2 separate regions of the Mus musculus genome follow, and region 2 is linked to region 1. Evidence: chromatin loops called from intact Hi-C (ENCODE). Cell type or tissue: heart. All regions are shown on one strand. Links, peaks and the distances in the headings refer to the core of each region. The heading gives the core; the rest is flanking DNA.

Evidence for each region. A loop is a pair of places that touch in the nucleus more often than their neighbours do. Peaks named below come from ENCODE experiments on the same cell type or tissue, not always from the same donor. Only the 100,000 strongest peaks of a DNase experiment are listed, where the experiment ranks them.
Region 2: a loop joins it to region 1, with 2.3 times the contacts of the local background. A loop is called at or near these places in 2 of 42 quality-filtered maps.

Annotation. Positions count from the first base shown.
Region 1 is chr19:24,396,207-24,411,557 of GRCm38, forward strand. It overlaps Pip5k1b (phosphatidylinositol-4-phosphate 5-kinase, type 1 beta), which reads right to left. Exons shown (of 15, transcript NM_008846.3): 4 at 810-940. Among named protein-coding and RNA genes, the nearest start is that of Pip5k1bos, 12 kb to the right of the region's middle. In heart, for the core only: a CTCF peak has its summit at 7,211; no DNase peak of the experiment used is centred there; H3K27ac peaks cover 307 bases.
Region 2 is chr19:24,292,816-24,308,166 of GRCm38, forward strand. It overlaps Pip5k1b (phosphatidylinositol-4-phosphate 5-kinase, type 1 beta), which reads right to left. Exons shown (of 15, transcript NM_008846.3): 14 at 11,217-11,331; 15 at 1,979-2,739. The coding sequence ends at 2,737. Among named protein-coding and RNA genes, the nearest start is that of Fxn, 20 kb to the left of the region's middle. In heart, for the core only: CTCF peaks have their summits at 8,261 (motif pointing right), 8,462 and 8,745 (motif pointing right); a DNase peak (open chromatin) is centred at 8,286; H3K4me3 peaks cover 752 bases; H3K27ac peaks cover 1,175 bases.

The DNA of each region.
Region 1 (15,351 bases), core at 2,564-10,563:
CCTGGAGACAATTTAAGTCCAAGTTGTCACAAAGGACAAAACGTATTGGCTTAATTCAGATGTAAAGCCGCTTGCGGTCACTCCAGTCCATTCTTTAATTAACTACTTATTTTCTGTGTATGCCTGAGTGTTTGCCTGTGTGCACGTATATATATTATATATATGCCTGGTGCCCCTGAGCACGAGCTGCCATATGGGTGCTGGCAACTGAATGCAGGTCCTCTGCAAGAGCAGCCAGCTGTCCTGGAACTTGCTCTGCACACTAGGCTGGCCTTGAACTCAGAGATCCATCTGCCTCTGCCCCCTAAGTGCTGGCATCAAAGGCAGGTGCTACCACCCAACCCAACCCCCACCCCAACTCTATGCAGCCGGTGCTCTTAACCTCTAAGCCATCTCTCCAGCCCCAGCTCATTCTTTTAAACTTGTCAGAGCAAATATCTTGGCAACAGTGCTGCTATATGGAAGCGTTCTTTTTCAAAACACGTGGCAGGTTTTACCCAGAGATTTCTTTACCACCACCCACCAAATCCAATGATCCCTCTCCATATGGTTTACCAGGCACCCACTACAGCTAATTACAGCTGACCGACCCATGGGTGCCAATCACAATTGCCACAGAAAATGTAGGGCCATTCCCAGGCAACAGGCAGCAATACCAAGGTGGAGCTGCAGGTCCCACACACACCACCACTATATGGAGTAGTATTTCTATCCCGTGTGCAGGGTTAAAAAGAAAAATCCTTCAACAGAAGGATGTTAGTGAAGTTTCCTCAGCATGGAATCATCTCAAATTGATGAAATGTTCTTACCTGGGGAGGAACACACTTTCCACCACGTAGAAGTCTTGCATGAGGACATCGCGTTCTGGCTTGGACGTGAGGTTGCCCACTGTGTATCCTATTCCCAGCTGGATAGCACCTTTAATAGCTGACGATGCCGTCTGCAGAAGAAACACAGGGGTCCATGTTAGCTTTGAGGGCTTTGTGCAAGGCCACAGGCAGCAAACTGGAGGGTGAGGCTACTTTCTCCTTCTTCTTCCCAAATGGCAGAAAGCTGGGGCTTAGTAGAATCTGTTAAGGTCCTTCTCCTTGGGTGACTTCTTACACGGACTGTGGAGTGTCGTCCCCACCCCACCCCCCCATAGGCTCATGCATTTGGCCACTTGGGCCCAGTTGCTGTTTTGGGAGGATGTAGAACTTTTGGAAGATGAACTCTTGCTGGTGACATAGGCCATTGGGAGCTCCTATTCAAGTTCTGCTTCAGGTCCCGTTTTCTGTGCCTATCTAGCTGTAGGTGAAGAGTTCCAGCGTATGCCTCCAGTGCCACCTACCTGCTCCTCCATCCCTTCACAGCCATGATGACTGAGCCCTCTGAGACCAGGAGCCATAATGGGTGCCCCTCTCTTAAGTTGCCGAGGCCAGGGATTTCGGTCATTATGCCCCACCGGTGGGGTGACATCTTGTATTCAAAATGTATTTACAGTTAAGAGACTGTACTTTTTATCTTTCTTTTACTAAGAACTTGTGAGCATCATGGAACACTTTCAACAAGGAGCATTATAGTTTCTACTCAAAGGTAAATAATATAGTTGAATTTATTTTTAAAAAAATCTGATGCTCTCCCTGCAACATACTTGTGGACGAGTAAGAATACTTTTTCTCCATAAGAACCAACAGAGTTCAGAATTGACATCCCTCCCGCCCCCCAGCTGAGGGATGGGACCACCCACCCATATCAAAAATATTAACCCAGAATTGCTCTTGTCTAAAGGCACAAAGAGTGGAGCAGAAACTGAAGGAAAGGCCATCCAGAGACTGCCCCACCTAGGGATCCATCCCACCGGCAGACACCAAACCCAGACTCTACTGCTGATACCAAGAAATGCTTGCTAACAGGAGCCTGGTATGGCTGTTTCCTGAGAGGTTCTTCCAGAGCCTAGCAAATACAGAGGTGGAGGCTTGCAGCTAACCATTGAACAGGGTCCCCAATGGAGGAGTTGGAGAGAGGATTGAAGGAGCTGAAGGGGTATGCAACCACATAGGAAGAACAACAATACGAACCAACCAGACCCCTCAGAGCTCCAAGGGACTAAACCACCAATCAAAGAATATACATTGAGGGTCCCCATGGCTCTAGCTGCAGATGTAGCAGAGGATAGCCTTGTTGGGCATCAATGGGAGGGGAGGCCATTGGTCCTGTGGAGACTTGATGCCCCAGAGTAGGGGGATACTAGGGTGGTCAGGTGGGAGTGGGTAGGTGGGGGGAGCACCCTCATAGAGGCAAGGGGGATGGGGAAGATGATAGGGGCCTTGCAGAGGGGAAACTGAAAAAGGGTTTCTTTCAACATTTGAAATGTAAACAAATAAAATAACAAAAAAGGACACACACACAAAACTGATAGAGAAAAAACTGGAGCTTTTGGTGTTCACACAAAATTTAGTTTTGAAAATTGCCTATTGCTGTTGGCAATGATCTACAATTAAGTTATTTTTCATTGATCTGTGAAAAAAGATAGAGTACTGATGAGTGATAAAGGATGCAGCAGAAGGACAATTGTTTTTTGGGATAGGGTATCTTTGTGTTTAGCCTTGGCTGTTTTGGAACTAGCTCTGTAGACCAGGCTGGCCTCGAACTCACAAAGATCCACCTGCCTCTGCCTCTCAAGTGCTGAAATTAAAGGTGTGTGCAACACTGTCTAGTAACACTGATATATATATATTTTAATTTACTAGTGTTTTAATATTTTCATAATGAAACAGATGCTATTAAATTAGGGAATTAATGTGTACACACATACATCTGTCCAAGTGAGTACATGTGAATAGGGTGTTTTTGTTTTTGTTTTTGTATGTGTACTCTTGGGAATCAAACCCAGGATCTACACACACACACACACACACACACACACACACACCATGCTCCATGAATGATAGCTAGGGCTAGATAAGAGGCACCTTTCTCAAAATAACAACAACAAAACAAAATGAAATCAAAGTTAGAAGAGATTCCATATATTTATATACTTATATATACATCACTTATTTGTGTGCATGTGGTGGGTTGTGTGGAGGTCAGAGACAAGGTTCTTGGTGTCGTCTCCTTCCAACTTGACTTTGAGGCAGGGTCTCTCTTTTTGTTTCTACCTCTGTGCTGCACATGCAGGCTTCTGGCTGAACCTCCTGCCTCTGCCTCCCATCTTGCAGAGCAGTGACAGGCCTATAGTCACCAGTTTCTATATCTGGTTTCTATATTTGTTTGTTTTAATACATGTTTTTCAGGGATTGGACTCAGGCTATCAGGTTTGCACCTCTGGCATGTCTCACTGGCCATAGAATATGTTGTTTTGTGTGCATGTCTGTCTGTCTGTCTGTCTGTCTGTCTCTCTCTGTGCCTATGCATATGTGCATATGTGTGTGGAGGTCAGAGGTTGGCACTGAATGTCTTCTTTGGTTGTTGTTCACCTTATGTTTTGAGACACTGACCAGGGAAGTTGACTGACTCAGCCCCAGGAGTCTGCCTGCCTCTAGCTCTCCAAAGCTGATTGTACTTACTAACTGTGGCATTTTATTTGGGTCCTAGGATCTGAACTTAGGTGTGTGTGTGTGCTTGTGCTGTTGGCACTTTACCGAGCTGTTTCCCCAGCACCTTGGTACACTGTTCTCAAGGGTTTGCATGTTCTGTCTTTTTACGTCTGGTAGCGCTAATGTAGAACTACAAACCACAGCAGAAAACAATCAATAAGTTAAATGCTGATTCTTAGCTGGAGGCATTTGGTAATGTCTGCGAGGTTTTTTGTTTTTGTTATCATAACTGGTGTGTTGTGGGTGCTGCAAGCATCAAGTGGGTCTAAGCATTCCGTGCTGCACTGAAAAGCTCTCTACCACAGAGAGTTAGCCATCCCCAAACATCAATGGTTCCATGGTTGAGAAACTCGGACGAAAATGAATGGAATAAAGATTATCCAGTATATTCAAAAGGAAATACTTTCTTTTTTTCCCCAGGCAATAGTTTATAAATCCAACACTAATCCCCAACTTCCTTTATTATTTTTATTTCTTCATGCTTTTTTTTTAATATCAAAGAATATCTCTTCCTAAAATGTTTTTCTTGATTGTATGAGGGAGAACCACTTCCAGCTTTCTGGAGGGCCTGCTCTGTCTCTTGTCCACTGGCTTCTCATAGTTTATCTTCTGTAACTGAAGAATTCCCTACAAGTTTGATTCATGACCTAGACTCCTTTGCTGTTGTCACCATGGTAACAGTCACCTATGACTCTCGGGTCTTTTCAATCTGTTTGGATGCTATTCCACCATCATGGACATATGGCACTATTTCAGAATCTGTCTACCCTGTATCCAATATCTAGTTCTTTTCCTAAGGCCCTGTCATCTTCAGTCACCCAGGACTGAGCACCCAGACAGACATTTAACAGGGGGTGAACCTCGCATTAACTCTTGTTGAATTTGCCTGAAATGACCTCCCACAGTCAACCAGTACCGTTCAGAAGCTTGTATATACAAAAGAGCAACTCCTCAAACCATCATTTAAGCATTTTGCTTGCTTCGCTCTGAACATCTGTCATCCTTCACCTGAGAACAACTATCCAAGTATTGGACCGTGCAGAACACAGGAAAGTGTCTTGATTTTTTTTTAAATATCTTTTGACTTAAGATCATAGGAAGCAAGATACAAAAGGCTGAGACTCAAGTGCATCTAGTGCCTGGAAAAAAAAGCAACTTTGTTATTTTAATATTCTTTCCCTGCATTCTGCGATGCCACTAGTTGTCAGTGGTGTCAGTTGTCAACGGTGACCTTTTGTACTGATAGTGCTGAATTCAGAAGGCCCAGATGGATTTCTTTAATTTAACCCTGTACAGAGAGTCAAAAGCCATTTCTCCTCCTACTTGCCACTCAGGGCGGTATGTCACAAGGTCAATGCCTTTCAGAGGAACCAGCACCCTAGAATGTTCTGTCTGGGCCTAACACAGACCGCATGCCTCGGTGCGTTTTGCATTCTGTGCCCATACTTGATGCTGTTTTCCAGAGCCATGAGAGCAGTCTTTTATCACAGTGTGCAGGTGTGTCAGCAGAGAGTACCATGTTCCTTGCTGTCCCTACCCTGGAAACAGAAAGCAGTCTCAGCTGCCCGAGTCTGTAACTTTGGCCAGACCCCTCAGTCCTCAGGGGTTGGGAGTGTTACTGGAAATGCTTCTGGCTTGAATGGTGGGTCATATCCTTAGAAATTGTGAAGCAGAACTTTGGGAATAAGAAGATAAAGTAATGTCCTCTTGCTCTAAGGGACACCAAAACCCAGCAACCTTCCTGCTATGGTATGCGGTTAAGTTTTGAGTTCTTGAAGGAATGAGGATCCCACTGGCGTGTTTAATTAAATAAGCAGAACAAGAAAAAGAAAAAGAAAAAGAAAAAGAAAAAGAAAAAAAAAAGGAAATTGTAATTATATCAATCTCATTTCATGCCTCTTAAAGATCGAGTGCTTGGGTGAGAGAAATAATAGCACAGTAATAAATAGAAATAAGCCAGTCATTTTTTGAGCAACTCATTTGTGCCAGACACAGCATAGATAGTGATAATTTCACTGATGTAACCACTCACACACTTCCCCAAGGCTTACGAGGTTCTCAGTGCCCTTGACTGACGCTGACTCTTTTATCCTCACGGTAACTTTCAGAGGTAAGTGACACTTGGTAAGCAGCTCCAACGTGAAAATTTGAAATCCAGAATGCTCCACCGTTGGGAACGATCAATAGTGTTATCAACAGTATGTATCTGTGATATGGCGAGCATAGCTGCTTTCCAGCATCTCAGGGATTCTGGGTACAGACAATTGCCACAAGAGGAAAATCCCACACCCAAATTCCCATGAGGGCCACTACCAAACAAGACCTGCAGCAGAGCAGTTTATTCATTGTCACAGGTTAAGAGAGAGTCTACCACCTGATCAAGATGCTTAGAAACACTGTATAAAATTGTCTTTAGGCTAAGCCTAAATTGTATAGAAAATCAATGACATATAAATAAATTTATGTTCAGTCTTGGCTTATATCCACAAGCTTCCTCACTATGCACATGCAAATATTCCCAAATCCTATATCCAAAACATGTCCCAAGAATTTTGGGTAAAGCTTTTCCATCCTGCATTACAACCTCCAATTCATGGACTCGGGTATGTTTAGCAGCTTTGTACAAGGTGAGGACGCAGATCTAGGACTTAAGCCAGGGCTGGCTGTGGTATATCCAACCATACTCTGTGGTCTCTAAAAGCTGAGTCCTTTAATGCCCTTAACCAAGTAGCTGAGCTTGGTGACAGTGGACAGTGATTCCCTCTACAGCAGTACACTTACGGCTCAGCATGGTTAGGTGACTTCCCCAAGTCTCTTTGCAGGTGTGTGACACAGTCTGACCACCAGGTGCAGACTGCTTCCATAGCTGTTTTTTTCCAAATGGCCCAAGAATCAAAGTTGGAAGTTCTCTTAAGTCTGGATGTTTGACCCCAGCAAGGGAAGGAGCATCAAAGGAGCCATTCTTTTGGATGAAATGAGATAGAATTGTTTAATTAGCTGCTAATCACGCCCACACCACAGGCAAGCCAAAGGCTTACACCCCTCTTGGGAGACCACGTTATTAGCATTGCTGGTAACATGGGGTGTTATTAATACAAAATGGTGTCTGGCTCCCTCGGTAAACGGGACCCCCTGTTCCTAACTTCTGGGCAAAAATGAAATGCTTTAACATGGGTATAATTCCATAGCATCCTGCCTAATTCATGGAAATCCATGCTTGCGTTCACAGTGACACATGCTTTTTCTTAGGCCACCAGCAGCAAAGGTCCCACCATTTGTCATTTTCCCATTGGACATTAGTCTCAGCTTGATGTTCAGCAAGATGTGCTGTAGAGCTGAAATCCCTTTGGAACTTTGCCTGGAGTGTGTATGATTATCAGATCAGTAAGTCATCATGATGGCAAAGGGTGCTCAGCATGAACTATTGGTGGAAGCTCTCCTACAACCAGCCATTCTCTCCCCACAATTCGGAAGCCTTGGGGCTCCTTCCTTTCTTCGAGATACCAGCAAGACTTCAGTGAGCTAACAGCTTCCATGCATTCCGGGCTACTTAAGTTTTCACCACCAGGCTCTTGCCTGCTGTGTCTCCAAAGTACTGGAACATGACCATTCCCCGTTCCAACTCCAGGGGAAACCATTGGTTCCTTTAGTAGAGGCTTAATATGGGCTTAGATTCAGAACACAGCAACAGGATCTATTTTTAATCCTGGACCTCACAGGGATAAATGGAGGCCATATGTTGCCTGGATACCAAGCATGTGATACCTAGAGAAAGATAGGGCTGCAAAACATCGCAAAGGCAAATCACTTATTTATTTCCGTAGCTTGTTCAGGTATGATGTCAATACCAAGGAAAGTTGATGCCAGCTTGCATTTATGTGACACTGCAGCTTCTAAAGCTCTGTCCGTAGAGGTGGGGACTGAACACAGTGCTTTGCTCATGCTAGGCAAGCGCTCTACCACTGAGCTACATCGCTGGCCCTCAAAGCACCATCTTTTAATGATTACCTCATCATCAGAGATGTCAGATGGCTAGGGAGTCATGATGTCCATTGCATAGATCAAATTGGATCTGGGAATTAACTTGCTCTAGATACCACTGCATGTGGGACATGAATGAATGAGTCCCTGATCTTCTAAAAGGCTCGAAGTTCAATGGTCTAATTATTCATTGAACATGAGTTTATACACCTGCTTAATGTGTGATGTTTCTCTGCAGAAGATGGAGCTGACAGGTGCTGGGAAGCACTTGAACAATGGAGTGATGAGCATCTTAACAGTCAGAGGAAATGTCTACAGAGATCCACCATAAGGAAAGCAATGACCCCAATGACTGGTTACAGGAAACTGCTTCCTATAAAGCATTGTCTATGAAATTGGATCACTTAATAGGCCATCTGATGTCACTGGCTTTGAAAGGAAGAATCAAAACACTTCATGGCAACAGCAGTTTTCTCCCCTCAGGCTCTCTGAACTAATTATGAGATTACAGCTTGGATACATGTTGCTAGAGAGATTTGCTTCACAACTACAAATATATTCATGTTATTACTTTTCTTGAAACCTCTGAATGAGCTCTCAGCATCCTTGCTCTAGGAGCAAGTCCAAATCTCACACAGCTTGTCTCTGGAAGCCATCTTTTAATCTGACCTCCTCCATTCTGCTTCTTGATATCTACACACATTATGAGAAGATGGCACAGCCAGGGCCCAGTCTGTCGTTGAGTAAGGACATCTAGAGAGTCTAACGCTACATCAGAGATGTTTGTTGACAAGGTCTCTTCTTTTATCAGGCCATAGAAGGTAGGTATAGAACATGCTTCTGTGGCAAGATGGCCATCTGAGTCAGGGCAGGGAGATTTCCACTACTGTCCCTCACTTCGGTGGTTCAAGTACAGCTCTGGGTCTCTCTCCTGTCCCTGAAGCTGTGCTCAAGAAGCAAGGCTCTGTCTTCTCATTTGTCTCAAGGAGAAAAGTAAGGGAAGAAAAAGGGCCAGATGTCAGACATCTGGTTCTAGTAGTGTGGAACAGAGGTGGCGAGATGCTATAGGAAGAGAATGTTGACATCCTGAGGGCCCTACTATTCTATGTACTAGATAGACTGCTTTATCACAGGCCTGCCCTGGCATTTCCCCAGCACTGTCCTTGGCAGAGGAGAGTTGCTGTTACCACGTCATACAGTCGTCTGCTGGTCATTTAACCAAGATCTAAGAGCCCAAGATTGGGTTAGGCATTGGATAATGCTTGGATCAAAGAATCATGTCTCTTGCTCTCATGGTCTGGGGGTAGGGGAAGACACATTAAACAAAGATATGTCCATAAGAACATACAGTAATCAATGGCAGGAAGGCCATCATGACATTATTGGGATTAGGAGGTTGGAGACCCACAGATGATGGCAGCCACAGAAGCCAACCCAGAGAGGCGTCTAGGCTGAGGCTTGAGAGGCAACAATGAGCTGGGTAGCAGGTCATGTCACTAGAGATTGGTCTTATGTTTACCATGTGTCAGGCAATTAATTCTCTATAAATCAGGGAAGTCAAAGTGGCCTAAACAGAATCTGTGTCCTTAACAAAATGACAATAAGGACTTTCACATGGTAGGAAAAGGTCCCGTTAGGGTGCCAAGGAAGCTCATTTTCAGGAGTAGAAGAAACAGTTGCAGAGACCTGGAAGCAAACCACCATGGGCAACAGGTAGAGAGCTGGCACTGGGGGCTGGAAAGGCTAGACAGCTGTAGATCTGGTTCCCCGAAGGCAGCCTAAGGGTTTGATGGGTTTCAATTGTGTTGGTCCACAGATGGCAAAAACCAGTGAAGGATTTTATGTGGGGAAGTGGTGTCTAATTTGAAAGGATCACTGGAGGCTGTGCGGAGAACAGATTGGAGGGATGGTAGGAGGGAAAGTGATTAGGACGTGCTTGCTTGGTTCATATGGGGATGGTAATGGCCTAGGGAAGTCTAATGAACAAGATGGGCAGAAGAGTGGAATGTGAGACAGATTTTGAAGACAGACAGACAGACAGGGTTTGCTATGAGCTAGAAATGAGGGAGAAAAAAAAGCACCAATAGCAGCTCAGGACACTTTTCTTGATCAGTTCTGAGAAGTGTGCTTACTTTTCCTAATCAGGAGAGGACAGAGTGCAGAAGGAATGTACTTGGGGGGAAAATGAAGAATCCTGTTTGAGATGACACGCCGGTCAGGAGTTCAGAGTGAACGTTTGGCTTGGTATTGGAGTTAAAGATTGTCTGTAGAGGTGGTACTGAAAACCAAGGGTCAGGAGGAGGTACCCCAATCAGGGAGCAGCAAAGAAGGGCCCCCAAATTAGCAACACCTAGGGTAGTGGGATAACGCTTAAGGGGAGGTAGCCTTAGTGGAATAGAGGGAGGAGTTTGAAGGAGGGGTGACCACAATCTCAACAAAAGGCTCTTTCATTCCCCACAGGAATGGGGGAACATCAAGAACCAAGGGTTAAATTCTCCCTGTTCTTATTCAAGTTAGGGATTCACATATAAACTCCAATCTGAATTAAGACTATTTAACAAAGTGACTTGCTGTAATTAAACCATCCTAACAAAAACTGTTCTGTAACATGGAAAAGTAAAACATTATGTTATATCTAAGCATAAGCACGCAAAACAAATAAACAAATCTAATGTAGTTTGGAGAAACATGTGTGTACCCACAGAGAAAACTCAGAGGAAAGATATCCGAATGGACATCATGTCTGTACTGGGGTGTGTGTGTGTGTTGGGAGGCGTGTAGACCTGGGATTTGTTTCTTTTTCTTCTCTTAAGGTTTGCAATGCTATAAACCCATGTAACCATTAGACTATCAGGTAACAACAAAAAAGGCTGAGCCATATCTCCACTGTTTCTCTAACTGTATTCTGGGGTGGAATCTACCTTTGCTCAGATGAAATCTACAGCAGGTCTAGGACCTGTCTATTTGTTGACTCTATAAAACTGCCCCTGTTCATACCTGGGCACAGAGCCATAGAAAAATAGCCTCACATCAGCATGTGCTCTGCTTTAGCGAGCTCAATAACAGCCAGATTGGGGTTTCAGTGGGATCCATCCTCCTCCAGCTTGCTGGGCATCTAACAGGAGGAGGGGGAAGGGGTTTTCTTCTCTTTTCTGTTGGATGTTGGAAGGTCCCCTGTGAGGAGCTCAGTTGTAAGATGTCTCAGACATATGCATAGCTTCTTGTTGGGTGCTTTCACAAGATTTGTAATTACTGCCTATCAATGGCCACTACATTCTCATATTTAGGAAAAAAAAAAAAAACCAAACCACCCCACATCACATCTCTCCTGGCTAGTATTTTTTTTTCAGCTGTTTCTAAGCTCCATATGCATTTCAAAAGAGAAGGTATACATTATAGACAGTTTGTTGTGCTGGTCACAAGCCAGAGATCCTCCTGTTTACACAAATCAACAAAGGTCAAACTAAATCATTAACAACTGCTTGGCGTTTCCTGGTCTCCACATCCACAGAAGCCAGGTCTCTCTTCTTTCTCCATTTGTTTTTTTCACACTCTACCGTCACCCCAGGTCCTGTTCTCCCACCAACCCCTCCACAATGTCTCTGTTTATGACAACAGCTAGGAAGGACAGGTTCCCTCTGCCATCACTAGGTCCACGAGTGACTTCCTCGTGTTCTATTACTTCCATGGCAGGCAACTACTTTTCTGATACAATTTTTTTTGCAGCCATCTACCTTTTTAAAAATAAGACTATTGTAGCTTCGTTTTAATGAGGCCTCTTTCTGGACTCCCATTCTGTGTGGCGAACTGCCTTGAGATAAGGTCATTCTGACACAGTGGGCACAAAACAACCTGGGAAGAGCCCAAGGCAAACACACTTTCTATTTAATTTTCCCTTTTCATCAACACGCTTTTCAACAGGGTTCCAGTGTTTGACGGAGGAGCTACTTCTCAAATGTTGGTGATGGTCAATGGTAGAAAAGATATTGCCTGGGTTTCTTTGAGTCAGCTTTACCTCCTTGGTAATAATCCTGCCAGAGAGGTCTATTTCCTGGGAAGGAAAAGCATGCGTGTTACACAAACATTCCTCATTAAGAGAAGGCTGACCTCTTACGGGATGTGTCATTCCGCAGTGGTGAATTAGGCACACTCAATTGCCCTTAAGGAAATATGCCAACAATTGCAAATGGAACTCATGATTTAGGACAGTGTGCCATTATAAATGCTACTATACTTTTTTTTTTTTTTTAACAAATGTTACAGTTTAAATGGAAGATATTCATCATAAATACTGCACAATATATTCTTAAAATTTTTTATTAGATATTTTCTTTATTTACATTTCAAATGCTATCCCAAATACCTATCCCCTATACCCTCCCCCCTGCCCTGCTCCCCTACCCACTCACTCCCACTTCTTGGCCCTGGTATTCCCCTGTACTGGGGCATATAAAGTTTGCAAGACCAAGGGGCCTCTCTTCCCAATGATGGCCGACTAGGCCATCTTCTGCTACATATGCAGCTAGAGACACGAGTTCTGGAGGTACTGGTTAGTTCATATTGTTGTTCCGCCTATAGGGTTGCAGACCCCTCCAGCTCCTTGGGTACTTTCTCTAGCTCCTCCATTGGGGGCCCTGTGATCCATCCAATAGCTGACTGTGAGCATCCACTTCTGTGTTTGCCAGGCACTGGCAAAGCCTCACAAGAGACAGCTATATCAGGGTCCTTTCAGCAAAATCTTGCTGGCATATGCAATAGTGTCTCCATTTGGTGGCTGATTATGGGATGGACTCCCGGCTGCACAATATGTTCTTTATAGCATTCTTACACACCAGGGAAGAAAATTACACACATTCATGTATTCAAACAGGGACAGTATTTGACACAAACACAAATTTACATTCAGTAGTGAAAAATAAGGATTAATATTTATTTTCCAACTTTCTAAAGCCAACCAAAATTAAATCCCACAAAATTTTAGAATGTTCCATTTCCTGAAAATGAAGCTGTCAATTTTAAAGCTAAAACATTACCTAGCACTAATCTCTATGGGGGACGGATGTTACAAACGTTTCTTACAGATGTTGCTATTCGATTTCAGCATCTACTCTTCCTCATTTACCATCTGCTGTTAGTAAAGGGTCACTTTGCCCCTGAGGTGACACCTTGAAGATTATGGAGTTGATTTTGATTGTTTGACTGGGAGAGAGTTCCTGCCATCTGTCGGTTAGAGGCCAGTGCTGTGCTCAACACCCCACAGGTACACTGATGACCCTTACAACAGAGCCGATAATCCGGCAGAGGCAAGGATGACCTCCATTCTGTTACTGGGAGAGAAATCAGCAGGGAAATGGCTTCAGCCATTATCATTGGCATTCTCGTCTTCATATGTAAAAGAACCCATGCTCCAAGTGCCTATCACTTATGATCCTACACGCAGACGTCCTTGACTTGATTCAAAATGCTCTCAAAGCTGAAAAGCTTACATAGAAAGCACTGCTTAACCTAAAAGAAAAAATCCATCCGACTGTGGCCCGTGTTCACTGAGTAAAGGCTAAGCAATCCTGAATCATAGAAAGTCAACCACAAATGTTCCCACTTCCCCTCCCTGCATGCGAAGGTTAACTCTACTCAACCGTTTAGTATGTATCTGAGGTATTTCCCTCAATACAGTGAAAATACATACATGTGCACACTGGAGATGAACATATGCTTATCATGTGTGCAGACATGGCATTGCAAAATGTAAGTGAATAAAAATGGGATCCTAGTATTTCGGTTTTGTTGCAACTTGGCTCATTCACCCATTAGCCTTCTGTGTCCAACTATACAAACTTTGTGTGCCAGGCTTTGAATCTGGAATGTTCCCCACAGGCTCAGGATCCCAGCGCTTGCTTCCCAGCTTATGGCTCTGTGGATCCTTTAGGAACTGAGCCTCATGGCTGGCTCCAGCTTTGGCCTGACCCCATGTGGAAAAAGCTGTCATATCTGTTCCTGCTGCCATGGGCTGAGCTTCTCTGCTCTTTTCTGGACCATGATAGACTGGGACTCTGAAACCAATAACGACAAAACAAACCTCTCCGGTTGCTCCTGATAGGTACTTAGTCACAGCATTACCAATCTAACCGACACATTATAGTCAGTGGTTAGAGTTTTCACAGCTTATATGTAGCATAATTGGTTCAACTGCTCTCCCGTTGACAGATTATTGTTCTTGTAATCATTCTTTCTCTCTCCCTCCCTCTGATGCCATATTTATGATGAGTGCCTTTAGCTTAAACTGCAGCATTTCTAAAAGACTAATAGAGTAGAAGTCATAATGCCATGCTATGGAGCGTTTCATTTGCAATTGTTGGCGAAGTGCCTTAAGGGCAATTGAATGTGCATAATTCACCAGTACCGTGTTATAAATAAGAGTGCAGTTGTTGTTGTTGTTGTTGTTGTTGTTGTTGTTGTTAATGAGGACTGCTTGTCAACCACAAGGGGGGAGGGGGAGAGGAACCTGGGAAGGAAAGAGAACAGGGCAGGAGGAGAGGGGAACCTCATCTGGTATTGCATGGGGGGAAAGTTCTGAAGCCCCAGGGGCCAGCATAAAGAATGGAAACAGGCAACCTTGTAGGAGGACCAACAGTCTCAATTATCCTGCATCCCTGTGATCTCTCAGACACTGGACCACCAACCAGGCAGCATACACCAGCTGATATGAGGTCCCCAACACATATACAGCAGAGGACTGCCTCGTCTGGGTTTTATCAGAGACGATGCATCTAACTCTCAAGAGATTTGAAGTCCTAGGGAGTTTAAAATTCTGGTAGGATGGGCCCGGTAGGTACACCCTTGTAGAGACAGGGTGGCAGGGAGGAAATATGTGATGTGCAACAGTCAGAGGGTAGTCAGGGAGGGGAATAAAATCTGGAGTGTAAAAAAAAGAAAAAGAAAAGAATAGTAAAAAAAGATGTCTATTCTCTTCAATTTTAAGTATCATAGTTTTATAATGTTATCTAGTTTTCAAATCTCCAGGAAACTCTAGGATTTATTCTCAGTAGTCACTTTCAAACACAGCAAATACAATTATATTCTCACAATTCAGTACATCATAATTCGATGTACAAATATTAATGTATATTACTATTAGCTGAATTTTTTTGCTTGATATATAGCAGTGCACTATAAATATCTTCGTTAAAATATCTTTATCCATTACAAAAAAAATGAGGACTGCTTGTTTAATACGCCTTTCCTTTCTAATGAAACAGGCCTCCTCTACTCCCATGGGACTGAACCCGGAGGCTTGTGTATGCTAAGCACGTGCTCTCCCTCTAAGTTACACCCCTGGTTCTTACCTGTGAGACTGTTGTCCAGGCTGGCTTTGAACTTGAGGTTTTCCTGCCTCAGCTCCCTCCCCCCCCCCCCACACCAAGTAGCTAGAATTGCAAGCATGAGCTACAACCACTCAGCTAGCTCAGCCTTTGCTTTTAGGTAACGTATCATTGCCTAAAAAAATGTAATGGACATTTGTTCATTCATTCCTGAAGCAATGTTCTGGGTGTCTTGCGGCAGAGATTCCAGGGAGTTCAGGAGATGGCCATTGGTACTTCTGGAAGGATCTACCAAGATCCTCCTAGGAGAGATTTCGACTTGCACTTTTCCCAATAGAGTATAAGGATGTTATACTGTCATATTCATACCAATAGCAGCGTCATCATTAATTTTTTTCCAACTTGCTGTTTTAGTCCCCTGTTTTCTTAATCAGTAGTATGTGCTTTTGGCATATCTGCTGTTAACTTTG
Region 2 (15,351 bases), core at 3,591-11,590, 100 kb before region 1:
CATATAGTATTTAAGTTGGGGTGGAGGGTTAGGGTCAGAGACAAACTCACGGCATTAAATATTTGAGGTAGGCCTTAAAACAACAGTTCTTAACATTTTGTGGGCCAATGTCTCTATGAATTTAATGGAAACTATAGCCTTTTAATAAATGAATAAGTAAAAAAAAAAAAAACAAAAACAACCCAAAACAAAAACCAGAACAATTCATCTACACTCCCAGGAATCGGTGGGCCCCTTGTTGAGGTCCCAGCTGAAATAAATGAGTCAATTTGCAAATGGGAGGGGAAAGAGGGGAGTCATGTAGGCAGACACATGTAGCGAGGGGATGTCTGCTAGAACACACCATTGCTGGAGGAAAGAGACGGGGGGGGGGGACCCTCAATCACTTCATAATTCTTTGTTGGCATCTGCCATGGTTTGATTTTCCACACAGAACTCCATACACTGCTGACTCAAACCCCCGTGTAACCATTTTGGGAGTGGAGCCTTTCAATATGTCTAGATTCCAAAGGCTCTGTCTTCATGCTTGGATCAATGCTTCTATGAAAAGGACCTGGGGGGAATGGATTGGCTTGCTTCTTGTCCTTCTGCCCTGTTCTGGGTCTTGTGGGTGTCTGGTCTCAGACGACTAATGCTCTAGAACCAAGGGCAGCTTTCTGCTTTTTATAAATGACCTGGGCATTCTGCTTCAGCAGCACAAGATACTCGAGCCTAGACCAGAGCCCCACCCAAGGTGGATTCCCAGCATCAACTCTGCAGGTAAGCTTGTTCCTCCGTATGCTGAGTGAGTGTGGGTTTATAAGTAAGCATGAGCTGGCTCCAGCCTGCATTCCTGAAATTTTATACTGTGTTTGTTTACACGAATCAGCCTGCTCTCACATTAAGTATTTTATTTTGAGCATCTCATCAGGAATGTCTTTCTGTAGTCTTGGTTACCAGATGGTGTAAACTCCTTGTTTACAGTATTCACTGCCACCTCTGCTGGCTTCATCTCCATGTGGGAAATATATTGCACCCTTCCAACCCCATTGGTTATAGACATCACTGCCACTTGCTTTGGGCAAAGGAACGTAACGGGAAAAATACTTCATCCAAGTAGAAATGCTGTGCACACCCACCGTTCACTTCCATTGCCTCAACAGTGGCATGCCTCGGGCTGCTCCGGGTCCCCAGATGAAGACAGCTCCAGGTCCCCAGATAAAGACAGCCCTCAGAGCTGAGCTGTACCTGACCCACATATGTGAGAGGGAAAGAAAAATGTCCGATTGCAATTTGGGGGTCATTTGTTACCACAGCATAATATGGTAATGAATACGGCAGCATATTTGGGAATGCTCATTGGACTAGCTGAACAGAATCTACTATTAGGTAGATATTCTTACAGCTAGGAATTTTATTATTCTATTCCTACCTGTTTAAGGCAAGCTATCTTAGTGTTCTCTTGCTGGGAAGAGACACCACGACCATGGCAATTCTTTTACAGGAAAGCATTTAATTAGGCCTGGCTAACAGTTTCGGAGGGTTAGCCCATTATCAGCATGGCAGCTCGCAGGCAGACATGGTGCTAGAGAAGGAGCTGAGAGTTCTACATTCAGATCTGTAGGCAGCAGGAAGAGAGAGACGCTGGACCTGGTTTGGGGTTTTGAAACCTCAAAACCCTCTTCCAGTGACAATCTTTCTCCAATTCTTTCAAATAGTACCTCTCCTTAAGCATTTAAATATATGAGCCATTGGGGGCCATTCTTATCCAAACCACCACACGGGGATTATTTCTATTAAAAAGATTTATTTATTTATTATTTTAATCAGTCAATCAATAAATGTGGACTGAGGTTATAGTTTTGTGATAGAGCTCTAGTTTTGATCTCCCCAAACTCTCAAACACACACACACACACACACACACACACACACACACACACACAGACACACACACAAACACATGACTATAAGTCATTTGAATCAATGTATGACCAGAATTGAGAACAAAATATTTTATTTCTTTCAATAAAACTATAGTTTACAGTAGTATTTACTAAATAAATTATATAATTTCTCTTTTACGAGCAATAAACTAAATCACAAATATTTCAAAGACAATGTATATACAAGACATAAGGCCTTTTATAAATAGCTTTGCTTTTTCTCATTTCACTAGTAAACAGTGAAAAAAATCTTTATAGAAGCTGGCTTTCTATAAAGTAAAGGCAGACCTAGTATACTGATCTTTAAAGGAAAACAGATTGAAGCTTTCAATGACAGGGGCTATGATTAGAATCTCTGAAACAAAGAGAGAGGATTTAGATCTTATTTATCATTTTGCACGGATAGATTTTTTTTATATAAAATATAGAAGCAGATTCCATAGGTTGCCTATTTGTAATCACTCTATGCATGCAGAATGAAACACCGAGAGAGCCTATAGGAAAATAGCGCTTCCCAGTCCAAAAGGGTGATTGGCCATGGTGTAGAAAAGCGGCTTAGACAGAGGTCATGCAGGTCTTCATGGTCAGCAAGCAGCAGCACCCACGGAACGGTGTGGGATTTTCACATCCATCTGCGGATCGGCCACGGACCGAGGCTCCCCGGCATCTTGCGGGCTTCAAGGTCCAGCTGAGTCTTACTGTGTGTGCTGGGGTTCAGCCCAGTTCTTCTGAGGAATTCTGCAGTGGGGGAAGTTCCCTCCCATGGCTGTGTTCAGGTCCCGCTCACGTGCTCAGGTGGCTGCCGCTTTCACTTACTGGAGGAAAAGCAGGAAAGAAGAAACAGACGTGAGGCTTGGCGTTAGCACCAGTTTGTAACTCCTGCCTGTGCGTGGGGCCTTAGGTTGTTATTTCTCCCGGTGACTTGCATCTGAAGAAGCATGCATTAAGGTTGGGGCCTGCGACGTGTTAATTTCCCTGTTTATTGAGATCTAGCCCCAGCCACATCACATCAGTCACTTAGGATGAAGCAATGATAAGATGTGCTACTGTCTTCTGAGTTTACAAGGCTCAGGGAGGGCATATGAGAACTCAGGTGGTATATGAGAATTAAAAACCAAGAAGCACAACGACTGGGCCATGGTCCTGAACTCGTGATTGCTATGCTCATTTCCAAACAGTAGCCAAGTGGCCGGCAGTAAAACAAGCCATCAGATATCTAACCTAAAAATGCTAACTAAAAGCAGAGCCAGGCAAGGTCGGCATGATGGTACGTGCTATGGTGCCAGCACTTGGAAGATGCAGACAGGAGGATGACAATCAGGAATTCAAGGTCATTCTCAGCCTCGGTTTGAGGTTAGCCTGTGCTACATAAAACCCCAACTCAAAGCAAAGCAAAACAAAGAAATTAACTAAATAAAAGAAAGCAGAGGCAGCCGCGTTATGTGATAGATGTATCCTGGTTCACGTGGGAAAACCACTTTAGTTTGGTCTGTACAGACATACATTGGGTCAAATTTATTTTATAATTATCTAAGCCGCAGAATGTTATGTCTGTTTCCCAGTGTTTAAGTCCTGTCTCATCTATAGAACAGGAGTGATACTCAATAGCCAGACCACCCAGAATGCACCTGAGACTTTGACTTCGGAAGTCTTGCTTGGTTGGTACTAGGGCGGGAGAAGAGCAATAACAAACCCTTCTCACAGTGCAGTTGTGAGGGATAGACTGTTCTCTCCTTCCTTTTTAGGGGGAGTTTTGCTAGCTATGTTACCAGATTAGTCCTGAAATCCAGTGATCTTCCTGCTTCAGCCAGGCAAGTAGTATAGGTGTATGCCACCCCTGGGATAAAACAGCACGTTGTACAACCCTGGCAAGTATTCTGTCCCCAGCCATGCTGCACCCCTCTGCTCTCCATGGGGCATCCTCTGCTATCCCTGGATCATCCTCTGCTATCCATGGGGCATCCTCTGCTATCCATGGGGCATCCTCTGCTATCCCTGGATCATCCTCTGCTATCCATGGGGCATCCTCTGCTATCCCTGGATCATCCTCTGCTATCCATGGGGCATCCTCTGCTATCCATGGGGCATCCTCTGCTATCCCTGGGGCATCCTCTGCTATCCATGGGGCATCCTCTGCTATCCCTGGGGCATCCTCTGCTATCCATGGGGCATCCTCTGCTATCCATAGGGCATCCTCTGCTCTCCATAGGGCATCCTCTGCTATCCATAGGGCATCCCCTCTGCTATTCAGAGTATTCTCATTTGGTTTCAAGTTGAAGTTACTTGCCAGAGTGATAGTTGGAATAACATATGCCCAACTCCCCAACTTTATTATATCAAGTCCCCCTTTCTCTTAGCGATCCCTTAATTCTGTTTCCCCAAGCCCCATACTGTAATTTGCTATTTTCTGCTGTTCCTGTGTCTTTCCAATGACAGCACATCACCTCGTCCTGAGTTGCTCTGCCTGTTTCTTTCAATCACTCAGACCATAACCACAAATCTGTAGCAAGCCATTACAGTGCCTCACTCCCAACATTGTCTCCTGGGCTTTGAGGACTCTTCTCTGTCTGGATTCACCTGATCATTCTCTGAGAGATCCCAGAATTTCAAGGTCAAAGTCACTATACCTTGGCAAGGAAGTCTAAAGGCTGTCTTTCCTTCCTTCCTTCCTTCCTTCCTTCCTTCCTTCCTTCCTTCCTTCCCCCCCCCCTCCTTTTTAATGTTCTTGAGATAAATCTTGGCTACACAGCCCAGGCTGGCCTTGAACTTATGAATTATTGATATATTTGCTTCAGCTTTCTACCAGGCTGGCCTCGAACTCAGAAATCTGCCTGCCTCTGCCTCCCAAGTGCTGGGATTAAAGGTGTGCACCACCACCACCCAGCTAGGCTTTTTTTTTTTTAAAGTAATACTTTATATTTGGTACATTTTATTTTATTTTGCTCATATACCTCCTTTGGTTATTATTTCACAAGACATCACCTAGGGGTGAAGTACAGCTGGCTCAGCATTTGCTAGGCATGATATACACACACATCAGAGCTGTAGAAATCAGGGCATGGCAGGACAATGGAACGGAATCTCTCTCACGTGTGCAGAACTTCACAGCTAGTCTCCAGTCACAGAGATCTGACTGCATCTGCCTCCTACATGCTCCAGCTGGAGGTTTTGTTGGGTGGCAGTGTGAGCCTTGGGTCTAGCAGGGGGAAGCAACCAAGCCTGAAAACACTGACTGACTGATTAGAAGCTGCAGAGGTGTGGATAGGTCGGAAGGCTGCAGGCCCACAAACAACTTGAGCTATTGTTAGTCTCCGAGATAGCCATACCTAACTCTGTGTTGAAACGAACATCTAGCGACGATCAGATGAGAACCCGCTGGGATTCTGTTGGGATCTATTAACTTAGCCCCCACAGAGCCCCAGTATCAGAGGCAGATGATAAGATCTCTCTCCTTTGTGTGACCCACCTGTCTGAGGTTTTTCCTAGTGTGTTTTAAAAGTGGTTTGACTTATAATGTTCTTTCTTCTGTTACAATAGAAACTTCAGGAAACTGCTTACATGTTGGAACATGGAATTTAAGGTTTCTTAGGTCCTGGTCTCTAAGATTTGGCTTTAGAATAAACTTTTATCCTCTTTGAGGTAAGAGTTGTGTTTCTGAGTTGATAAAGTCATGGGAACAGGACCTTGAAAAGGATATGGGGACTTGAGCCATGAGGCGAGTGATTCTCCTCTGCTATGTGTGTTCTCATGACGTCTTGCCTCACATGTAGCCAGTGTAACAGAGCCAAGCATCTATGGGCTGAGAACAATCCCCCAAATAAACCTCTCTTCCTTTAAAAACAATACATACTTTGTGAGGGAGTGTATGCGCCCAAGAGTGCTTGTGCCTCTGTGTGTGTGTGTGTGTGTGTGTGTGTGTGTGTGTGTGTGTGTAGAGGCATGCATGCCCTGGCACACATCTGGAGGTCAGAGGACACTTGTGGGAATTGATTCTCTCCTTCCCCTATGTGGGATAAGGGTAGAAAAGAAGTCATAAGGTACGGGAGTAAGTGCCTGTACCTACTGAGTCATCTGGCCTTACCTTTCTTCTTTTTAAATGGGTTATCTCAAGTATTTTGTCATAGCAATACAAACACTTTAGAAGAGTCTGGGTCCAAATTCCCTAGCATTACTCTTAAATAAATGTTAGGACTCCTAGCCAGAAGTACGGTTGTTCTTTCCCAAGGGTCAGGGCAGCAGACTTCCTCTGAGCAGCTTTGGTGTAGAAGATGGGACTGTAGCTGTTCTTGAAGGATTTGAACACTTTGGGTGAAGACATCTATCTGGGTCTAATCTGGTGGAATGTCACTGACTGGATTTTTGAATGTTGGTCAAAACTTGTGGTTTATCTGGTCTCCTGCCAATCTCCTGTGCTCCATCAAAGAGCCCTGTTGCTGCAGCAGGTAGATGTCAGGGAAAAGACTGAGGTCAAGGTCTCTCATTTCAAAACTGTTAGTGCAGCAGTAATATTTTAACATTAATTTCTTTCCAGAGGGCGGGGAGGTGATGGAGGACATCAATGATTCATGCATCTTGATTATTCTACAGGGGAACTTCTGGTACTCAACTGAGCCTGCTGCCAATCTCCGTGGCTCCATGAGCACCTCAGAGCACACCGACCTGCAGCTCCAGGAGTCTGGTTTATTGATTGATTGATTGACCTCAGCTTCTGCTGTACTTGGGAGATGGGGAACTGAATCCAGTGCTGATATCATTTGACAAAGAGCCCAGGCTTTGGTTCCTGGCTGCTTTGTCATCAGCATGAAGGGCTATCCCCAGCCACACTAGAGCTAAGGACATTGTGAAGCCGAAGGCTCACCAGGCCCTGTCTGTGGAAGTACGGAGAGGTAGTGCTGCTTTCTACTGGAGTACACGATGGTTGTCATGGGCTAACCCATGTCCCTCTAAGGTGGAGGCCCCTAACTGTCATTCACCCAGAGTATGGCCTTGTTTGGAGACAGGGTCTTTACAGAGGAGATCTGTTTAAATGAGATGGTAGATTAGGTCCTATTTCATCAGGACGAGTGTCCTACTAGAGCAATGGTTCTTTTTTTTTTTTAATTTATTTATTTATTTATTATATGTAAGTACATTGTAGCTGTCTTCAGACACTCCAGAAGAGGGGGTCAGATCTTGTTACGGATGGTTGTGAGCCACCATGTGGTTGCTGGGATTTGAACTCTGGACCTTCGGAAGAGCAGTCGGGTGCTCTAACCCACTGAGCCATCTCACCAGCCCGAGCAATGGTTCTTAATCAGCGGGTTGTGACCCTTTGGGTGGGGGTGGGGCACAAATGACCCTTTCACAGGTGTTGCCTAAGACCATCAAAAAAAAACCCACAGATGTTTACATTATAATTCATAACAGTAGCAAAATTACAGTTATGAAGTAGCAATGAAAATAATTTTATTTGTTGGGACATCACCACAATATGAATTGTATTAAAGGGTCATGGTATTAGGAAGGTTGAGAACTACTGTTCTAGACACAGGGAGTTTGGACCACACAGACACACACAGAGTAGACATTGTGTAGACCCAGGGAGTAGACAGTTATCTGTAAGCCAAGTAGAGAGGCCTACACAGATTCTCTGGAAATGGAGCTAGGGACCCCACTGACACCTGACTGTGAACTAACTCCCAGTCTATAGAGACACGAAAGAAGACCTTCCTACACTCTAAAGTGACTTATCCTAGTGCTTGGCTGTGACAGCTCTAGCAAAAAGAAACAGTGGCCAGGAGCCCCACGGATTTAAAGAATACTCTTGTCTTTAAATTATCCATATTTTCATTTTATTATATTTAATCCTACTCCCCTAAGCAGGATAGGTCACAGACAGCATAAGGGAGGCCTGGAGCACTGGGTGTTTGTTGCTACTATGTTACACTTGCTGACGCTTCTCGGCCTTTTGGCTAAGATCAAGTGTTACCCTTGCTGTCTCAACTGCAGAAGTGGCATTTTCTATGCTGGATTAAAGGGTCAAGAGGAGGCTTTCCCAGAGACTAAAGTGGGTGAGAAGCGCATGCTGGAGTCTGAGAGATGAGCCTCTCTCCTCTCTGTTTTGCACGATTCTAACTGCAGCCTCCAGGCCAACCTGAGACGGCAGATGCTAGGCCTGTGGTATGAGATGCCTTTGATGCCCAAAGACTCTGCTACCTGATGAGCTGAGATGCATTATGCTGGAAGAATGTGGTCAAGTGCACCAAGAGGAAACAGGTTATTGAGCCCCATACTCACTCTTCATTAGGTTTCAATAGAGCCTTCAGTCACTCCCCCAGACCCATGGGCAGAGCTGCCTTTTCACCAGTAGGTGGCAGCAGAGGGTTTGTGGAAAGGAGGGACACCGATCAGTGAGTTTGTGGCTGTCAATCATAGGGGCTTGCTTTCAGAATCAGAGGAAAAGTGATTCCGACTACCAGTAAACATATGAAGCCCAGAGAGGTTGCAAGCACAGGTAGCGATCTGTCCTCACATCCGCTCTGGGAGCAAGGCACTGTGGGTATGTTGTGTTCAGACCCAGGGCCTCTAGGAGGTGACACATTTCTGTTGCTTAAGCCACACAGTTTGTGATAATTTCTTACAGCAGGAGAGTAATACAGGCCAACAAACAAAGGAAAGCCAGGCCTTCAGGCTCCTCCCCTGGACCCCTTCTCATGTACTGTCAGACTTGGTCAGCTTTGTTTATATTTTTAAATTTTATTTTATTATTTTATATGCATACGTATTTGTCTGCATGTGTATCTGTGCATGTTTGGTGCCTGGAGAGGCCAGAAGAGGGCACTAGATCCCCTAGACCTGGAGTAACCTAGACCTGGGAATCCAGCTCCCTCGGGAGAGGCAGTGGGAATGCCAGAGTTTCCAATCAACACCCCCTGGGGCAGCCGGTACTGGCTTAAGCAGGTAAAGATTAGAGACCCTTACTGATGCGGTGTGGCCGGGGAGGCATCATTCACCTCCAAGCCTAAGGATTCAAGTTCAGAAACTCAGCTTCTTTTTGCCAAAGCCCCTGCTTTGAGTTTTCTAAGACCCCTGTGACCTAATTTGTTGAGCGTTTGTCTTGGTATTTTCTCAGGCTTTCCTCCCACACCATGGCGTGGCAGCTGTTTATTCAACCACGCTCACTTCTTTGCCACCCTTCTTCCCATGATCAAAGGGTAGCATTAACAACCCCAAACACACCGAATAATCAAGCTGTCCAAGGGCTGACAGTAGGTCAGCACACTAATCTCCAATACTAGTATGGCAGAGAATTGGGGGTGGGGTGGGGTTTAACTGTTTCTTTTCCTTACATGCAGTTATTTTTGCACTTCAAACAGCCATTTTGCAGAAGCACTTTCACAGATAAAGGGCGTGTTATTGAGAGGATGCTAATGTGGCCAGTGTAAAGGCAATGGGATTGAGTAACAGAAGGAGAGAAGTCGCTGTTGGGTGGCAGCCATCCTTTAGATTTCTCTGTTAATAAGAATGCAATTCCTTCACCTCTCACTGACAACCCGTTCCCTGGGAGCCACGAAAGGGCACTCTCTCCCACTCCATTTCCCAGTGGGAATGGCTTTTTGTTGGTTCCCCTCCCCAGGCAGGCTGCCTTAGCATCCCAGGGTGACAGGCAGCATCGGGGGCTGATATCCACGCGACCATCCCGCTAGGAGAACGGCAGAAGCTCGCATTTCCCATCAGTGCGGCCCACTCAGTTCTGTTGTTTGCTTTTCAATACCCCAATCTGTGGCTCATCAGCTCAGCATTCAACAGGAAACATCTTTGGTCACACTGGATAAAGCCATCTTAAAAAACCATCTCCCTTGGATTTGAATATTTGCAAATGAGCCAGGAAGCCGAGGGGTGTACAGTGTGAAGGTGAAGGACCTCTGGAAAGCAGTGTTGGGCGAAACATTGGTAGGACCTGAATTAAATGCCTGAATACTGAATGATGAAACTGTTATCTCTCCTCAGAGGTCAACCATCCTTTTAAATTCCAGTTCAAGTTACAGAGAAAAGTCACAAGGCCTCTGTAAGCCCAAAGGCACAACTTTGGGTGGATCCCTAAAAGGAAATCTCAGGTTACCCAATACACACAAATCAATGTGGTGTAAGTCTGCATATTTCACAGGGATATAAATTAAATACTTAGTTTGGATCAGTTGACCACAAAGTGGGTTAGGATATCACTACTAAGAAGGAAACATCGAATCTTCAAGGGAAAAGCCTCACAAGAGACCTCACACTACACTGGGTGACGTCACCAAAGAGAATGTCATCCCAGAAGCCTTCAGGGCCGTTCAATTAAAGATGGCTGGGATAGAAATGGTTGGGATCCAGAGCTTTCGAATTAGGTCAAAAAGAAAGGAGAGAGAAGTTGCGCAGGCCAGACTGGATTTTCTTTATCATTCTTCCATAATGTAGAGGCAAATGAAGTCACTGATGGGTAGGCAAGAAGCTGAGTCTTCCCAGTTGTAGGACAACATTAAAAAATAATAAAATATCTCCAGCAAGAAAGCACACCCCAGAACTACAAATTAATGGTGTCTAATGTTCTAGACGTATTGCCTTAAAGTTTAAGTGAACCGTAATGCTGTGTGTGTGTGTGTGGGGGGGGGGCGGTTAGAGAAACTGCAGAGTTTGGGGAATGACTGTCCCTTCTTTGGAGAGCCAACCGTGTGCGACTGACTCCCTCTGATTCAGGATGAATGAGCCTGTTTGAGCTGCACAGGGCCATCAAGAGCATTCACTAATCCATTTAATAGATAAGAAGACTGAAGCCCAAGGAGACACCAGGAGCCGGCTCCTCTGATCGACAACTCATCGGGCTTTGCAAGAGGGGAAGAGGGTATCTTCAAAGCCTAGACAAGCTTGTAGGGACCACTAGCAGGATCCTGGGTTGCTGGGAATCCAGCTCTATCCGGAGTGGCAGTGGGAATGCCTCTGCTTCCAATCAACACCCATCTGGGGCAGCCCGTACTGGCTTAAGCAGGTAATGATTAGAGACCCCACTGATGCCATGTGGCTGTGCAGGGTCACTCAGGGGACTTCTCCTCTGGTTATATTTGCTGAGCTAGCATTAACCTATCAATTCTTGCCAACTTTGGAACAAACTATGGGGGTGACATGGCTTGGGAAGATTTGTGTCCTGTAGAAGGGACAGGAGGCAAGCATATCTCTAGAAGCCACAAGCATGCCTGGCTTTAGTCTTGTGTAAGTCAAGGTCCCAAGCCATTTGCAAACAGGCTGCTGAGAGGAGTGGGAGAAAGCCACTCACTAAATAGACGTCCAGCACAGAGGCATCATCCTGCAGGTCCAGGGTGTTTGGCTCAGCCGTCAGGTAGATGGTCCCCTCTTCCAAGGTGAAGGTTGAACTGGAAGGTAACCCTTTGCTGGAAAAACAGAAGTGAACAGTCAGTTTGTGCCCTGCAGAACGGAGCCAAAGACAGGATGTGGTGGCGGGTTCTGGCCTTTTTTAAAATTTATTTTTAATTAATTAATTAATTTTTTTGGTGAGTCATCCTGAAAATGTCACCGTTTAGGTTCACATTTAAATTTGTTTTTTTTATTAGTAAATATTGTTGTTACTTTAAATAAAGTGTTATTAATAACATCGCTCCTGCCCCCTAACTCCTTACAGTTCATGGTGTTTGCAGGAGGTGATTTGAGTCCCCTGTCTTGTGAATCATGGCTCCTGGGAATCTAGAAGCCTCTGCTAGCTCTGATTTTGAGCGGTTGGTTTTCACTTCTGACTCTGCCCCTCTCAGGTATCCATACATTGATAGTTTACAAAATAGAATGGGGCTGGGGGGGGCAGCCCTTCCTCTTCCCTCTTCCTCCCTCCCTCCCTTCCTCCCTGCATTCTTTTTTCCCCTCTCTTTCTTTCCTTCCTGGTTATGGACCTGAAAAGTTCAGCAGCCTCAGTGGTTCTCGGCTTCACTGTACATCAGAGGCTCGGGAGGCCTGGTCACAATGCAACTTCTTGGACTTTTCCATTGAGATCCATGAAGCAAAGGGTCTAGGGGTAGAGTCCATGGATTAAATTTCTGACTAAGCCCTAGGTGATGCCCATGCTGAGCTGGTCCAGGGATGACGCCTGGAGTGACAATACAGAACGCTGCTCCCATGGGCTCTGTGAGGATCTCCTGCGTGGACTCCCGAGGGAAACACTAAAAGCCTGAACAACATAGGTAGCTGGCATCAAAGTCACAGAGATCCATTTGCCTCTGCCTCCTCAGTGCTTGGATTAAATAAAGGTTGAGCTGGTCTGTTTTGACAATATTTAAATTGGGTATCAGCCAGGGATGCGCAATTATCCCTCCACATCCAAAATGAAAGTAATTTTTTTTTTTGAGATAGGGTTTCTCTGTGTAGTCCTGGCTGTCCTGGAACTCACTCTGTAGACCAGGCTGGCCTCGAACTCAGAAATCTGCCTGCCTCTGCCTCCCAAGTGCTGGGATTAAAGGCGTGCGCCACCACGCCCTGCGAAAGTAATGCTTTTAAGCAGCCGAAGTTTCCCATGGTTTTCAAGGGCAGAACGCCAGATACAAGAGGGTGATGCTGGTGTTGGGACTGTGGCTAAAGGTCTGGCCATCATACAGGTGTAAGGAATTCCATCTACGGTCTTCCTGCGCAACAGGTATGAATATGTGTTTGCCCACTGCCACTTAAAATAATAAAATGTGAAACATGTAATTATGAAACATAAAGAGATAATGCAAGGATAAACCCCAAGTTTAGCCACTGTATCCACAGCCTACAGCAAATTGCTTTATCCCTTAATGATGCTCCCTCCACACAGAAGAAAAAGATGTGTCTCCCAAAGGGGTTAGCTAAGATGCTAATAGAATGTCCACTGGGAAATAGTTGTCTTCTTTTTTTCCTGTACTACTACTGTTAATTTCCCAGGCACCCATCTATTTGTAATCAATTTATATTTTCTCAGCCTATGAATGTTCTAGGTTCTGTTTTTAGGAGTTACTTGTAAGCAAGTGAGGGCATCTCTCTTGGGAGAAAGGCTCTCAGAATCTAGTGGCAGGGTCAGAGTGCCCAACCATTGCTTGGACTAACAGAGGGAAGATCCATTTTAAAACAGATGCTACGTGACTTGGTTTGGGAGCCTGGCAGCTGGCCTGGGTTCTGTATCATCGAGTTCTGCCATTCTTCCGTCCATCTGGACCTTCTGAGGTCCGAGTCGTCTAATGTGCAACCAGGGAGTCCACACAGGGGTCGGCATCCATTTGGCTCTGTTTTTGTCTCATAGAAGCCTTAGGAGGTCCTGGTAGCCCCTGCCACTCTGTTCTTGATAATCTCCAAGCTTCTCACAGATGAGCATACACAGGAGAACTCTTGTCCTCGTGGTCCCTCTGGCAGCGGACATTTACGGTGCTTTGCTGCCATGAGCGCTGTTGTCTCCCAAGTGACGTCAGTTTGGAGTCACACAGAGCATGGACTGTGGAAACTGTCATCAGTAGTTCCAAAGCCTGGAACCCTGACTTCTGTTTGCTGACCTACTGAGTGTTCTTACAGTGCATTCTCATGGGCACATCTGTCCCAGGGAACAGATGGAACTAGCCAGCCACAGTGTTTGTCTTTTAAAAGCCACCTTTTCACTGCCTTAATAGACTCACACATCACACGGCATGTGTGAGTTAGGGCAGGATGCTATAGCTGCAGCAGCACCCCACCTCTGCCAGGAAGCTCCCATCAACATCACTCTTTTTAGTTTTTCGGGTGAAATGTCTTTTTAGGTTTATTTTTATTTTATGTAAATGAGCGCTTTGTTTACATGTCCACGCCTGGTGTCCTTGGAGGCCAGAAGAGGGCATCAGAGTCACAGGAACTGGAGTTACAGACCAGACACTGTGAGCTGCTAACTGGGTGCTGGGAATTTGCCAGAGCCATAAGTGCTCTTAACTCCTGCCCAACCCTCCAGGCCCCTTCACATCTTTTCATAAACCTTGGAATAAAAGACTCAACCAAGGCATCCGATGGATCCCTAGGGAGGACATGTACCTTCTCTCAAGCTGTTTCCTGCGAACACCAGCACACACACACACACACACACACACACACACACACGTTATATATATATATGATATAACATATATAACATGTAACATATTATTTATACACATTATATGTTATATACATAATACATATATGTAATACATGTTTACATATTATATTATATGTATAATTATGATATAACATACAAGTTATATCATATATATTATACATACACATGTATATTAGAATATATAACTTATGTTACATATTGTATGTATATACTATTTTGTAACTACAAATTATGTTCATGTGTTTTAATTCCACCACCCACACATCATATATCCGTTAGCCTTCCATATCACTCCATCTTTACCTTCTCTCCCTTTGTCTTCTGTCTCTCACTTTGTATTGGATACATAAAAGATAAATTTGCACCCACTTCATAATGGCTGCTAATACTTATATTCTAACAATGATAGAGTCTATCAATGATACCTAGAATTTTTTTGTTTCCTCCATGAGTTGCCTCCAAAATTAGAAAATAGATATGCAGAGTTCATGATATTGAGACTATGTAAATACTGGCTAATGCTGGGCCAGTGGCGGGTTAGCATTGTATTTTTGTCTCTGGGCACAGCGTCATGATTGCTGGGCCATGCCAAGAAAAATGTTGTTGGTGTCAAGGTTACTAGGCTCTGTGGAGACTCTGGCTCCTTCTTCACGTTTGCATAATAAATTCATGCCACATTTCAGGCTGCCCCGTGTTACAGAGTTCTTGTCTTTTAAAGCTGGTTGCACTAGGGGGAAAAACCCCAAGGGTTTCTAGCGGAAGGGCAGAAGCTGAGCCCAGGCCCTGCTTCTGTGATGGCCTAGTACAATGCAGGGCAGGTCATCACCTGGGCACAGAAGCCTGGCTCCTCACCTCTAGGGGAATCCTTCCAGCCCACCTCACAAAATCACTCAAGGGACCAAGATAGGTCAACCGGAAGGAAGGCTTCTCATTACCAACACCGGAGAGCCGCACTACCTTCCAGCTCTGGAATCATGCCTTGTCCTTTGATGAGGTCTCCGCGTGGATGGATTTATCACAAGTGCCTGCAAAGGACTCCTGTTTTGGTATTCGAAGCTTTTGCTACTGGAACACTAACCGATAACACTGTGAGTGGAGAGCTCTCCTTACAGGGAAAACCACAAATACAGCTGAAACTCACTTGGTGGCTGCCAAACCTCATTCAGTCCTGGAGCCACATGCTGCTTTTGTTCCCGTAAAGCCCAGGTGGGAAGGGAAGGTCAAAAATGCCACCCTGAGCTGTACTCTGATGGGGGAGGGGAGAGGCTGTTGCTTTTCTCAGGGACTGGCACCAGACTTCCCATTGCATGCTGGGAGATGTCCTTGTGCAGTA